Regions from separate parts of the Homo sapiens genome. Here region 2 is linked to region 1. Evidence: read pairs that join two places in POLR2A ChIA-PET (ENCODE). Cell type or tissue: A673. All regions are shown on one strand. Region 1 overlaps BIRC6 (baculoviral IAP repeat containing 6). Region 2 overlaps BIRC6 (baculoviral IAP repeat containing 6).

Region 1 (2,500 bases):
AATTCCTTTTAAAACCTCCTGCTATTCTGGAACCAGCTAAGATTATATTTTTCACGACTTCTCTAGCAAACCGTTTTTGCTTTTTGTTAAACTGTTGAGGAGACTAAGATGGTACCCAATGACACAAAACCATCAACAGAAGAATCACGTTAAGACAACAGTCAAACCCTTCAGTGACTAATACAGATATAAAATCATAAACCAATCTTAACTGAAAGACTTCTATTATTTATGCTGCAATAGAAGTAACTGTAAATAAATACCGATCTTCCTACGTGAGAAGGAAAAAAAAAATCACAGAAAACAAGAAAGAAAATAAACAAGTTTCCACTGATTGATGGTCAAAAACTTAATTTTTAAGTGAAGGTATTTAACACACCAAGAACATCACATATTCAACAAACCCAAATAGTTCCTCACATATTCAAGGTTGTTTTAAACTAGTTCGAGAAACAGTATTCCCTCTTTACTCATCTCAACCTTCTCAAAAACATCATTCAGTAGTAGAAACACGTAGTCTATTTTTACTCTTCCATTTCCAACATATTTGATATTTTTCAAATTAAAAAATTTCTGAAAGTGCATACACATAAAAACAGAATGATTTAAGACACTGTTCTAAGTGGGTACAGGGGGAAAAATAACCCTGTGAATTGACTTAGGAAAGAATATAAAACGATTTATATTTCCCCCAAATGCCCCTCCCACAAATAAATTTCCACTTAACAGCAATGAAAATTACATAATTAGAAATAATGTTTAAATATATAAATATCACTTTATTACTGCATAAAGTATATAATAAAAGAAGGTATATACCAGTAAACGTACTTGCATCATCCCTTTCTATTCTGGTTCCATCACTAGTTGACACACAAGTAAAGTGCAGAGGTTCAACTTCCAAAAGTCCAGTGAGAGATGTGAAACTACCCTCAGCAGCTGTGCAACTACTGACCTTTCCATTTCCTAATGGCAAAAGACAAGTTTTATAACACGTGAAGATAATTTTTAAAAAGCAATAGTCACAACAATAATTATAGCTGCAACTTCAATTTTAATTAGAACATATAAATACACAACTCTTACACAGTGCTTGAATCATGGGCATGGTATTAAGAAAACTGACAAAACAGCAGGCACGAGTTTCCCTGCTACAAAAGCAGATTTGGATAAAAGCAACTTAGTAGCTCCTCACATTAACAGAAACATGAGTGGTAGTTTCCTGTAACATGAAACTTACATTTAGTAACAAGTGATTTCAATCTCAAATGGGGTGAAAAATTTCAATCTCAAATGGGGTGAAAAAAGTAGTAAATCAGCTAGTCACATTAGCTATCACCTAATCTGTTGGCTATATGTAAAATCAGAATACATTCTAAGATGTCAACTGCATAAATATAAGACACAAAACAAAGGATGAACATTTCAAAATATTAACAAGGTTTATCTACACATTGTTTCTTGTATTTTGTTCATATTATCAGTTTTATAGAATGAGGCACACTACTTCATGGTCATAAAAATAGTTTAAGCTAGCATAAGTAGTTTTTAAAAGAAAAAACCATGTAGCCACAACTATATGACCAATAAAACCACAGCAAGAAGTCTAGAGGGAAGAACACAAATGAATTCACAGGGACTGCGTATGCAGCTTGGGAAGGCAAGGATTATATTCACTACTTTGCAATTTTTTTTTTTTTTTGGAATTAGCACTCATTTAAACAGAATTATTTAAATCACAAAGCAAAACAGAATTCACAGATGAAAAGAATGGGGAGGTATAAAAACTGTCATTAACAGCTGAAGGACTATCAAACACAAGAATAAACTGTCATAACCTTGTTTTCCAATGTCTTATTGGGGGTCAGCATAGGGCCTGACACATGCTCCAAAAAATGCTTATTGCACACTTACTCAATACAAGAATTGGGAGACAGAAGAATAAAAGGTAAGTCCCAGTCCTCACGAAGACTATATTCTATGTTAGTGGTTATTAGGAATTAACGCAACTTTTTTTTAAGCTGCAAGGTTTTACTTAAGAGAAATTTAAAGGACTAGTAAGTCAAGGGGCAATCAGTCCTAAGTTATGGGATAATAAAATGCTTCTCTAACAAAATGAGGGGATTCATAGGAAGAATAAGAGAGTTTCATACATTTGCTCCCTTGAAGTGGCAGAAAAGCCATGCAGAAAGAACATGAGTGAAATCCCCATAGCAAAGAAACATGGCACATTTAAGGAACTGAAAGAACAATATGCCTAGAGGAACAGTTCTCAATTCTAAGATCCCTCTACATATCTTTAAAATATTAAGCACCCTGAAGAGCTTTTGTTTCCTTGTTTTACTGGTATTTACCATAGTAGAAATTTCAAGGTGTGAAATTTAAATATTAATTCATTTAATAATAAACCCATTAAATGTTAAAATAGCATAATTTGATGAAAAATAACTGTTTTCTGAAGAAAAAAATAATTTAATGAAAAAAGTGACAATGTTTTACC
Region 2 (2,500 bases), 96 kb before region 1:
TTTTTACCAGACATCCAACTGTGTCACTTAGCTGCTACCAACCACAAAATAGACTACCAAGATTCATTTCCATTGTTTCCCTTATCTATTCTTCCTTAATAAATTAATGAAATATACATGTAAATTTTCATAAGAAGATAAAGACAGAGATAAGAATATGAGTAAAACAGAGTTGAAACAATAAATAATAAAGGTTTTGGCTGAAAGAAATAGATGTTAACTGCTTGTTTCTCTTGGAAATATCTATACATTTCTGAACATGTAACTTTCTATTCTTAGGAAAAGAACACATTTCTTAGATAATTCCATAACCAAGGAAATAATAAACTATATTATTCAATCAATAATCAGTTGTATACTGGCAAAACAAGTAGCTACAGTACTTTTATTATTGAATTTTAAGAAATTAATCATCATCTTATCAAGTACCTATGGACTTGATTCATGTATCTGCCTTTCTTCAAAAATAACTGTTGTCTGCGATAGTGTTTGACAAAAATATTTAAAATCCATAGAAATTTGACCATATTCAGATCAGAATGATGTCATGAAGTTGTTAGCCTTTGTCCTATCATTTTCAGTTACAGATGATTAAAAGGAAAAAAAGTTTACTTTCACCTTTCACAGATAAAGACAAAGGAATAATGAAACTTTTATTATTCTGTGTTCTATGGTAAGTGATGACAAAGTATCAAATTAAGGGCACCAAAAACCAACTAAATATTTCCAGAATACTTTTTAGGAAATAAATCCATCAACTATTTCAACTGAAACTTACTATTAGACAATGATAAAATAAGCAAACAAAATTATTCATCCACAGACACATTTACAGGGATTATTTACCTGAATCATTTCGTAGATAAGATGACATGGCTGGGATGAGGCAGGACTGACTGAGAAGCTCGAGAAGTACAGAAGGAAGGGCATTACTGTTCTGCCCTCTAGTCTCATGAGATGACTGAGCTTCTCCATTTACCGCACTACTGACGGGATTTATGTAACTGGCAAGAACCTAAAAATTGTTGAAATTAATTTGGATTTCAGTTTCACATACTTCAAAAGTTTTTATTGTAGGTTAGAAATTCAATCTGAATACTAAGAGTACATATTTTCTACTTAATCAGTATCTTATACTATGTTTTAAAATAATTATTTGTTTAAATTTTCAAAAGAGAAGGATCTGTTTTGTCTGAGAGTGTTGCTTACAAAGGATGGTACACTACATATGACTAGACATATAAAAGCAATACAACTACGAACATAAAAAATGTAGTAGCAACTCTGTATTATTTACATATTTTATTGAATAGACTCAATTCACAGTTTGAAGGTAACAAAATCTTAGAACTTTATACTAGAAGGAGCATTCTAGAGTTGCAGAAGACACATTCAAAGCACTGACGAACTTCAATTAGCTGATGCAGGAAGCAAAGCTAACCTTTTCATTATTTCCCCTATACATTTCTGTGGTATAAAGACTTTCTATTCTTGTCCAACTTGCCTGAATCTAGAAAAGTTATTTATTTATCTATTCATTTTTTTGAGACCGAGTTTCACTCTTATCGCCCAGGCTGGAGTGCAATGGTGCAATCTTGGCTCGCTGCGACCTCTGCCTCCCGGGTTTAAGTGATTCTCCTGCCTCAGCCTCCTGAGTAGCTGGGATTACAGGCATGTGCCACCAAGCCCAGCTAATCTTTCTATTTATTAGTAGAGGCAGGTTTCACCATGTTTGCCAGGCTGGTCTCAAACTCCTGACCTCAGGTGATCCACCCACCTCAGCCTCTCAAAGTGCTGGGATAACAGGCATGAGCCACCACGCCCGGCTGAAAAGTTATTTTAAAAAATGTAAGCAACCGTGAACCTGGGAGGTGAAGGTTGCAGTGAGCTGAGATCACGCCACTGCACTCCAGCCTGGGCCACAGAGTGAGCTCCGTCTCAAAAAAAAAAAAAAAAAAAAAAGTAAGCAACCAAAATGCATATAAATAAATAACACTTAAAAAAAAAAAAAAGGCCAGATACAACACATTAAACAAGAAAATGCCTGTAGGAAGATGCATCTTCCAGCTACTGGATAATTTCATCCCTGCCACTTTCCTCTCAGTGAAGAAGCTAGTTGAGAGGGAAGAAATACAGAGTCACAAGTAAGCAAGAACAATCTTTATCCAGTGGTATCTTAGAATGCACTGGGAAGAAGGACCACAAGTGGGCATAAACATAGCTGAGGAAAGTTGGATTAGTTATCAATATTTTAAAATAATAAATACAAAAAAAAAGCCATTATCATGAACAATATCAAGTTTACAAATATACCTGCAGAAGGCAGGTAACATGTTCCTCTTCCAGCCTTTGCTTAGTTAAGGCTTGTTCCACATCCCACCCAGAAGCTGTAGAGCCTGTTCCAAAGCCAGTCCCTTTGGCCCAATATAACTGTTGTTCTTCTGTTGATGTAGGGTTATGAGAGCTTGACACCTGTGGCTTAAAATAACAAAAAATGAAA

The links. ChIA-PET counts read pairs that join two places held together with the same protein. Peaks named below come from ENCODE experiments on the same cell type or tissue, not always from the same donor. Only the 100,000 strongest peaks of a DNase experiment are listed, where the experiment ranks them.
Region 2: POLR2A ChIA-PET joins it to region 1 with 9 read pairs; 4 of 35 experiments call an interaction of 5 or more read pairs at or near these places.

What each region holds. Positions count from the first base shown.
Region 1 is chr2:32,452,274-32,454,773 of GRCh38, reverse strand. BIRC6 (baculoviral IAP repeat containing 6) reads right to left here. Exons shown (of 74, transcript NM_016252.4): 23 at 832-966. Among named protein-coding and RNA genes, the nearest start is that of MIR558, 79 kb to the left of the region's middle. In A673, no CTCF peak of the experiment used is centred here; a DNase peak (open chromatin) is centred at 1,213.
Region 2 is chr2:32,547,828-32,550,327 of GRCh38, reverse strand. It overlaps BIRC6 (baculoviral IAP repeat containing 6), which reads right to left. Exons shown (of 74, transcript NM_016252.4): 64 at 2,314-2,478; 65 at 847-1,015. Among named protein-coding and RNA genes, the nearest start is that of MIR558, 17 kb to the right of the region's middle. In A673, no CTCF peak of the experiment used is centred here; no DNase peak of the experiment used is centred here.